Linked DNA regions of Homo sapiens: regions 1 and 2 are each linked to region 3. A link is a contact called in ENCODE Hi-C or POLR2A ChIA-PET data. All regions are on one chromosome and are shown on one strand. Each heading gives the region's core, a stretch centred on a gene start or an enhancer-like site at or near the end of the contact. The rest is flanking DNA. Distances are from core to core; before and after follow the strand shown. Region 1 holds the start of NF1 (neurofibromin 1). Region 2 overlaps SSH2 (slingshot protein phosphatase 2). Region 3 holds the start of BLMH (bleomycin hydrolase).

Region 1 (2,930 bases), core at 422-2,921, 800 kb after region 3:
AGCAAGACTGTGTCTCTACCAAAAAAAAAAAAAAAAAAAAAATTAGCCAAAGCAGGGTGACACTCACCTGTAGTCCCAGCTATTCAGGAGCTTGAGGTGGGAGGATCACTTCGGCCCAGGAGTCTGAGGCTGGAGTGAGCTATGATTGAGCCACTGCACTCCACTGCACAGAGTCAGACCTTGTCTCTGAAAAACAAAAACATTTGCCTAGGTAAAATGTATCGAGGAAGACAAATTTTAAAATTACTCATTCCAGGCCAGGTGCGGTGGCTCACACCTGTAATCCCAGTACTTTGGGAGGCTGAGGTGGGCGGATCATGAGGTCAGGAGTTCAAGACCAGCCTGGCCAATATGGTGAAACACCGTCTCTACTAAAAATACAAAAATTAGCCGGCTGTGGTGGCGCATGCCTGTAGTCCCAGCTACTCGGGAGGCTGAGGCAGAAGAATCACTTCAACCGGGAGGCGGAGGTTGCAGTGAGCCGAGATCGCGCCTCTGCACTCCAGCCTGGGTGACAGGGTGAGACTCTGTCTTAAAAAAAAAAAAAAAAAATTAGTCATTCCAAAGTCCAATGTCAGACATAGATTATCCGTTGTTTTGGATGTAATCCTCTTCCTGGAAAACTGGCACAACCCAATTACACATGAAATCCTTTCAACTCTGGTATTGGAGGTATAGGGAAGGACTTTGTTTTAGGAGACCCATAGTCTACCTCTATTGTTCTAGGAGTTAAACCACGTTGGTTTACATCCTGACTTTGCCACCTGTCAACTCAGACCTTGGGCAAATCAAAGGTCTGAGGGAGGAGTGCAGGCTCCCAGCGTTCCCACGGGGGTGGGGACGTGACGTATTCATCAGTTCATGAAGTTAATGATATGTATTGAAAAGGTTTGTTCAAGGATTTAAATAAGACGATGAATATATTGAATTAATAATGAATGCAAGGCCTTAAAGGTGTTTTGAGGGTGGTGAAACTTGAATCTCTCATCAACTGTGCAATAGTTATATTAACTTGGATGGCTATGAGTTTTGCAGAGGAAAGCTGGGCTTAAATCCCAATGCTAGACCTGGTGGCTAGACCTTGATTGCCACCGGGTCTAGCATTGGGATTTAAGCGACCTCTAAAAAAAAAAAATCACGGAATCTCTCTTTGGCCTTCCTTTTTTGTTTCTCAGCAGTCTACCAAGCTACGAAGAACCTGAAAATCGGAGGTCGTGTACCTTATTTTTTCTGAGAGCTTAAGCTGAGAGCACAGCCTCCCCAGGAGATTAGCGGCAGAGATCCGCGCGCTGGGAGAAAGGCTAGCCCCAGGGCGCCCTAACTTCCAACTCCGGGAGCAATCCAAACCCGGAGGCCGGCGGGGGAGGGGACAGCTGTAGGGGGCGGTGGGGATGGGAGTGGATGCTCCCGGGTCAGCTCTGGCACTCGCCAGCTGAGCCCAGCGCCAGTCTAGGTGAGCCCCACGGCGGTGAGGGACGCTCGCCAGACGGCCCAGAGGAGTTAGATGACGTCACCTCCAGGAGGACTCGCTTTTTCATTAATGAAACCGGCCGGCGCGGGCGCATGCGCGGCAGGCCGCCTTCCCTCTCGCTTCCCCCTCCCCTTTCCCAGCCGCGCTCTCAATCTCTAGCTCGCTCGCGCTCCCTCTCCCCGGGCCGTGGAAAGGATCCCACTTCCGGTGGGGTGTCATGGCGGCGTCTCGGACTGTGATGGCTGTGGGGAGACGGCGCTAGTGGGGAGAGCGACCAAGAGGCCCCCTCCCCTCCCCGGGTCCCCTTCCCCTATCCCCCTCCCCCCAGCCTCCTTGCCAACGCCCCCTTTCCCTCTCCCCCTCCCGCTCGGCGCTGACCCCCCATCCCCACCCCCGTGGGAACACTGGGAGCCTGCACTCCACAGACCCTCTCCTTGCCTCTTCCCTCACCTCAGCCTCCGCTCCCCGCCCTCTTCCCGGCCCAGGGCGCCGGCCCACCCTTCCCTCCGCCGCCCCCCGGCCGCGGGGAGGACATGGCCGCGCACAGGCCGGTGGAATGGGTCCAGGCCGTGGTCAGCCGCTTCGACGAGCAGGTAACCGGCCCGTGGCGGGCGGGAGGTGGGAGCGGAGTGGGGGTGGGGACAGAGTAGGTGAGGGGAGGTAGGAGCGGCCGCCTCCCCCGCGGCTGCCTCAGGCTCTGGAGGAAAGGAAGGGAAGGGAAGAGAAGGGAAGGGGGGATAAGTGGGGGTGGCCAAGGCGGGAGGTGAGGGGTAGGAGGGGACAGCTGGGAGCTTGGGCACCCTTTCCCTCCTAAGTCGGGGGGTGGGGCCTTGTCCCTGACCAGCCTCCGACCCTCCATCCCCTTTATCCCAGCCCTTCCGCTTGGAAATGGGGATGAGTGACCTGGGGGCGCCTTTAGGGGCGCGCCATCTGGATTTAATAATTACCCCCTTACTTTTGTTTTTGAGCAGAGGTGGGTAACGTTTAGGGGTTCTCTCTTCCTCTTCCCTCCGTGACCCTCCTAACTGGGGACGAGCGAACCCTAAGGCCTGTCTTATATACCCTCAATAGGAGAACGATAACATTCCGCCCCTCCCCCAGTTTCTTCAGCTTCCTCTCCTGGAGGGGGAAGAGCAGAAGAAAGCAAGGAAGGCACAGGTTTTCTTACTTTCTGCTCCATCGTCTCATCCTGCCCCGAGAGCTTCAAGTGCACACTCACTGCACATCTTTGTGATGCCCTACAACGTCGTCCCCCATATCCTGATGACACAGACTGCCTTTTTTTTTTATTGCCGTTTGCAGTGGAAACCGTGGTTCTGAAATATCTTCCCCTTCCTTGATAATTGCAGTCTCTTCCCCCCCCCCTTTTTTTTTTGCCAGCGGTCTGAGGATGTGATGCATTCTCGAGTGAGAATGTTGGGGAGTAAAGGGGAGAAGGGTGAAAGGAAAGTGAGAAACT
Region 2 (2,936 bases), core at 198-2,697, 570 kb before region 3:
ATCTACCCCAGTGGCAACTCAGGACCCAGGAAAACAAGGGAAAAAGGAAAAACTTTTAACCACCGGCTTTACTACTAAAGGCAAAATTTCTCTGCAATGATTGGAAGGAAAGCTAGAATTCTGAGGGTCTTTTGTTTTCTCACACAGTAAGACAGCTAGAAAAGCTGTATGTAAATCCTGCAGACTTCCTAAGTCATCAGGGGACCCTAGACACCACAGGTCCAACCCTTCAAATGTCTAAGTATTGGGGATTACGGTTTCTGAAAGGAAGGTGGCTGAAGATATTCAATAACAAACTTTCTACCAAAACAAGGAAACATGGTCCATTTTGTTCTTTTTGTCAAACAAGAAAGGGAAAATGATGAGGAGGCATGGATGTGTCCTTATTCACCATTAAGAAGACAAAGGGTGAGACATAACAGCTCTGAAAAGGGAGACGACCAGTTACAAGTGAAACACTATTACTAACAAGATTAGTCAGGTATTAGAAGAAATGAGGCTTGCAACTCAACAAAGGGCAGAAAAGTATAGACATGTCTTTTTTCTAAATGAGACTGTCCTTGGGTGGGCAGGGTAATGTTTCTTGAAAGTCAATGTAATTTGTAAGGCCGGATGCAGTGGCTCACGCCTGTAATCCCAGCACTTTGGGAGGCTGAGGAGGGTGGATCACGAGGTCAGGAGTTCAAGACCAGCCTAGTCAAGATGGTGAAACCCCATCTCTACTAAAAATACAAACATTAGCTGGGCATGGTGGCCGGCACCTGTAATCCCAGCTACTCGGGAGGCTGAGGCAGAGAACTGCTTGAACCCGGGAGGTGGAGGTTGTAGTGAGCCGAGATCGCGCCACTGCACTCCAGCCTGGGCAATAGAACGGGACATTATCTCAAAAAAAAAAAAAAAAAAGTCAGTGTAATTTACAACAGCAGTTTCTAAATATTAAAAAAATCCTTCACACATGTTATATGTCTTACTTTTAAAAAGTTGGATCTCAGCCATACTCTAGAGTACTTGGGTTTCAAAAGTCAGAAAGGAAAATAAAAATAAGGACTCATCGATGGAGTACTGATAAGCTGCAATGTCCTTTGAGTAACTCAAGACCAAAAACCAAAAGATAATGCCAGGAGAAAAACAGGGAAGTGGCTAAATGACAAAGTATCTGAACTTCTGCTTAAGACAAAGGACACAATTACGCAAAAAGCTATGCACGGGAAGATAACATGGCAGGAATGAAAACAGCTATCAATAAGGATAGTAATATTGTGGGTGATTTTTTTCTTTTTGAAAATTTTCTTAAATTATGTTATTATACTGTGTTTTCAGTTTTTAAAAAGGACCGAAAAGTGGGGAGGGGCAGTACAGGAAAACACACCGTGGGAACAGAGTCAAGCACACAGATGGTTTGCGTAAGCTAAATTTTCAGACATCTGCCTTTGTGCAAGACTGGAAAAAGTAGAGCTGCTGTCAACAAGTTCTCTGCAGTGAGAGAGGGGTGGAGCCTGAGAGAAAGTGAACCGTGAAGAAACCAACAATCCGAAGCCACAGGGCTGAAGAACAAATAATTTCTTAGATTAAGTTCCTCATTTATGAGCTACCCCTCTTCCCAAAATGCTTTGCCATCGGCAATGTCTACTACTCAAATAAGGAGACCTTAAGCTGCCCATATGTCTCCACTTAAGTGACTGAGGTTCTCTGTCAGTAGCACTACTTAGCTCTATGCAAGATATCCCATCTCTGTGGGCAAGATATCCCATCTCTGTGGGAGATGAGATATGGTACAATATACTGTATAAAAATCTGGGTGAGATGCAAATGGCCCCAAACCTCCCTTCATTTTCCAATTCCAAATAAAAAAAAGCTTATCATGTACAGAAAACTCATGTAAAAGCAAAGACAATACAGTTGTTCATCTGCTCTACTGCCTTGCTTTGATATATGTTTAACTTTATTTCTGTTTAGTTAAATGAATACTCCTAGGCCTATATTGTTTGCTCTTGCATGTAAGGCAATGAAGGGAAATTGCCATTCACACTGCTTTATATAGTGCCCAGTGTAACGCTATATACACAGTGCTTAATGAATGTGATCTGAAAATGGCAATAGGGAAGCTGAAGACTCAAGAACACTTTGGAAGATAAGAAAGTATGGAAGATATTACAAAACCTCTTCTCTGGTACATGTGAAGAACGGGAAGGTAACATGGCAGGAATGGAAATGGCCCTAAGTAAGGAACTTAACATTGTGGGTAATTTTTTCTCTTTTTGAAAATTTTCTTTAATGATATTATTCTGTGTTTTCAATTTTTATAAAGGACCAAAGTGATTCTGGGGTGGGGGGTAGGGCAGCTCTTCTGGCAGGTGAGAAAGCCCACATTTGTCATACAAACCACAGGAAAGGCCTTATTTGTTCTTGTTTGCAGCCTTTAATCAGGCCTCATGCTAGGGGGAACTTCTTCCACTTGAAAAATTTACTTGCAAAGTTCTATCTGGTGTTCTGTCTTGAACTTCCCTTTTCTGAGAAGTTGGGTGTATTGTATGGGATACTCCCATACATCTACCTTCTGGGCAAACTGACTACAAAAGATGTGGGAAATCTCTTGTTCAGGCACAGTAGCCTCTCTTAGGTCCTATATAAGCTCCTCTTCCTGAATTCTCAGTCAGTTAATTCCACATAGTTCACAGGACCCACATTTTCCTGTTGGTGACAGCAAAAGCTACAACAGACCAAATTATAATTTAATCAACTAGATACAGATTTTAACTCAAAGGTGTAATACATGCAAAACAGAGGAAGGTGCCTATTCTTTCTGTACTCATATAATCTAACTGAGGTTTTAAAATGTGGATGTCAGAACCTATTCTAGCCGGGCAGGGTGGCTCACACCTGTAATCCCAGCACTTCGGGAGGCCGAGGTGGGTGGATGGCCTGAGGTCGGGAGT
Region 3 (3,039 bases), core at 206-2,705:
TCAGGTATAATGTACATACAATAAAATGTACTCACGTTAAATGTGTGCTTTGTGAGTTCTAACCGACTCTAAACAAGCACTGATGTGCTTCCTGTCCGTATAGATAGACTGGGGGGTCGTTTTTAAGTATAGAAAGACTTTAAAAAATCCGTTTAGTACAATTTTGTTGTGAGAATGTGCTCCTTATTTAGATTGCTGGATATCCAATCTTTCACTATACCTGTTTTTTCTGAGAGTGGTGCTAGAAAGCAGATAGCAAAACGAGACTTCTTGACCAGCAAGGCATGAGAACAGAACTTTTTTCTGTATTACAAACTGATCTACTGGTGGGAACTGAGCCCATCAGCACATTAGCTTCAGTTGTAACCAAGAAGCATATTTAAAAGTAACATCTGATGACATTTTAATGTAATTACATTGTATCTTTTCTATTTCATAGTATAGGGCCTTCAGGGCATTTCTGGGGAGTCCTCCAAAGATATGAACATTTTCACATGTTCTGTTTTGTGACCAAGACCATACATCTCCAAGACACGGGCTACAAACCACACAGCATTGGAACATAATATAGTCAATTACACTCAAACGTATACTCATGGACATGTCACTTTTGTACTCTAACCGCATGTACTAACAAGCCACAGAACAGCAAAACAAACCACATGGGTAATGTTCTTAGACCTGCCTGTACCTGTGCCTCATTCTTTACGAATTTACGACCAGTTCTTTCAGTACGAATTTAAGACCACTCTTAAATAAGACACCAAAATGGGACGCTGTCAGGAAGGTCAAGGAACGTATGGGAGAAGTGGAAGCCCACACCTGAGCTCTTCTGGTTGGTGATTGGCTTGCCCTCCTGGGGCACGGCGTGCTGGAACACATGCTGCGCGCGCTGCACCGTGGCCCGCTTCAGACAGATGTCCAGCAGGTCGTGGGTGGTCCCGACATTCTGGGCAAGTACGAACTGGGGGTCGGAATTCAGTTTCTGTATCAGAGCAGCTACCTTCTCCGAATTCAGTCCTGTTGGGAGACCAAACAGGATTTTAACGCAAAAAGAGGGGGAAAGGGCTGATCTGGGGCTCCCGCGTCCCGAATCTAACTTCGTAAGCGCATCCTGGGGTGCCCGCTGCAGCGGGGAAACCCATAAGCGGCATCCTCCTCCAAGGAGCTGTCTCCCTCCAGGCCGATCCAGCCTGCCCCGAAAGCTCCCTCCCCGCCATCGCCAAGGGTCCCAGCCCCCGGCCTTCCCCGCCGCCGGGCCTCACGGGGACCGCGGAGCTCCTCCAGAGGACCGCGGCGGGGGACGGCGGCACCTCACCCGAGCTGCTCATGGCGCCCACGCTGCCCGGCGGGGTAACGGTAGCTTCCAGGGTCCTTGGGCGAGCGCCGGGATTGCGCTGCGGCTCGCTGCCTAGGGGGCCCGACCTGTCTCTCGCACCCGGAGCGCCGGAAAAAGGAAACCGGCTCGGCGGCGGCGGCGGCGGCGGCGGCGGGGAGGCTGAGGCTGGGAGAAACGGGGTCCGCGGAGGGACAAAACTCCCCCCTCGCGTTGCTGAGTCAGCGCCGTCGGGGCTGGCCCCGCCCGGGGGAGGGCCGACGGGGGCGGCCTAGCTGACGCGCTGGGTCCGCCAGCGCCCGGGGGCTGAGGCCGCGCCTGCCCCCGCGCAGGACCGCACAGATGGTCTGCGCGCCAGGGCGGCGCCGGCGCCTTCTCCCCCTAGGTTCCCGCCTCCGGGCCGCGCGGGCGCCCTCCCGGGATCAGGCCCGCTCCAAGGAGGGAGGCTGACGGGTTCCCTGTGGGCCCAGACCCCCAGTACTCTAGCATCGGGGAATCGTCCCCAGGAAGCCTTGTGAGAAGCCAAAAGGGAGCTCGAGGCGGGAGGGAGGAGCTGAGAGGTCCCATAATTAAGCGTCGGGCTTAGGACGGGTCGATATGTCACAAGGAATGCACCCGAAGGCTCTTCCTATAGGCTTCGTTTGCTGACCAATCACTGCATTCTCAATGGCAACTTGTTGCTTGGATTCTCATCAGAAGCAAATAATTGTCTTTGAGGGGGAATGGGAACCAAGCTCTTCCCCACCCACTCCAAAGCTACTACCAGAGTTCTACAAATAGACATCTGCTCATTTCAAGAACACTACCCATCTGGTCTTCACGGAGTCCACGAGTGGCTCCTGTATAGTCCAGCATGTCCCGTTGGGTTTAACTCAGGAGGATGACAGAGGCTAGCCGTATGCATCAATATTGTTTCGCCGAGTTCTCTACAAAACTAACTGATGCTCCCCCTCTAGGCTTTCAAGATAACTCAACAGTTTCCCAAAGTTTTGAGATTGTAAAAACCTTGTTTTTGTTGATTCCGTGTTTCATGCCCTGAAATCTCAGCCCTTAGTAAGATGCTGGGATAGAACCCACAGAGAGTAAAACAAAAACACTGAAACCCTGTATCTGCTATTCAAAACGATGAGGTTGAGTGTGTGTGTGTGTAACCTAGAATCTAGGTCTTCTTAGATTGAAAATCATCGCAGTTCTAAGGAACTCTGATATCTGGAAAAATCCATACTCAGGCACCAATCAGTCATTTGAGAAAGCACGGTTTCTATGTCCCTAGAGAGACTCGGCTAAAAATTGGGGCTATAACATAGCAACTATCTTAAGTGGGCCCATCAACCATCCTATTCTGAGGTTCTTTCAATATCTGAAAAAGAAGAGGCTGAAAATTATACAGAAAGAAATCACTGGTCCTTTCACAAAATGATGTTCAAGCATCCTGCCCAATTCAAGTCATAAATTTTTATTCAGTATCTAACATGTACTAGGCACTGGACAAACTGCTGATGACATAGAGACGAACAAAGCTTAATCTTGCCGTTAAGAAACTCAATGTAGTAGGAAAGAGATGCAAAACAACTTTTAGACTATCTGTAGTAGCATACCAATAGTGCTGTAGACTGTAGAAGCAATGAGGAGAGCACTGTCAATTAGGGCCAAAGGGTGCCTGAAAATAGAAGTGACAAGAGAGCATGATCTTGAAGAGTGGA

Evidence for each region. Hi-C counts contacts between places; a loop is a spot of excess contacts on that map. ChIA-PET counts read pairs that join two places held with the same protein, here RNA polymerase II (POLR2A). Pooled maps may share reads with other maps.
Region 1: a loop to region 3 is called in a pooled map, with 5 times the contacts of the local background. The contact joins the promoter of NF1 here to the promoter of BLMH in region 3. A Hi-C loop is called at or near these places in 4 of 50 pooled maps.
Region 2: a loop to region 3 is called in a pooled map, with 2.4 times the contacts of the local background. The contact joins the enhancer-like site here to the promoter of BLMH in region 3. A Hi-C loop is called at or near these places in 2 of 50 pooled maps. POLR2A ChIA-PET finds 5 or more read pairs at or near these places in 2 of 52 experiments (B cell and GM12878).

What each region holds. Positions count from the first base shown.
Region 1 is chr17:31,093,306-31,096,235 of GRCh38, forward strand. It overlaps NF1 (neurofibromin 1), which reads left to right and starts at 1,672. Exons shown (of 58, transcript NM_001042492.3): 1 at 1,672-2,064. The coding sequence starts at 2,005. It overlaps MIR4733HG (MIR4733 host gene), which reads right to left and starts at 2,185. Exons shown (of 4, transcript NR_186435.1): 1 at 1,922-2,185; 2 at 68-186. MIR4733 (microRNA 4733) reads right to left here and starts at 1,120; the gene lies at 1,045-1,120. RefSeq lists a promoter at 1,252-1,677, cis regulatory regions at 1,285-1,524, 1,751-2,061, an enhancer at 1,665-1,682 and silencers at 1,917-1,986, 2,027-2,076.
Region 2 is chr17:29,721,389-29,724,324 of GRCh38, forward strand. The region is part of intron 3 of SSH2 (slingshot protein phosphatase 2); the gene reads right to left. Among named protein-coding and RNA genes, the nearest start is that of SSH2-AS1, 83 kb to the left of the region's middle. RefSeq lists a silencer at 2,289-2,388. Within about 2 kb of position 1,448, at least 21 of the 41 ENCODE cell types and tissues checked have a DNase peak (open chromatin) inside an H3K27ac peak, as active enhancers do; they include B cell and GM12878, where a contact is called at or near this core.
Region 3 is chr17:30,290,489-30,293,527 of GRCh38, forward strand. BLMH (bleomycin hydrolase) reads right to left here and starts at 1,456. Exons shown (of 12, transcript NM_000386.4): 1 at 1,319-1,456; 2 at 823-1,020. The coding sequence starts at 1,331. RefSeq lists an enhancer at 677-736 and silencers at 1,187-1,256, 1,457-1,866.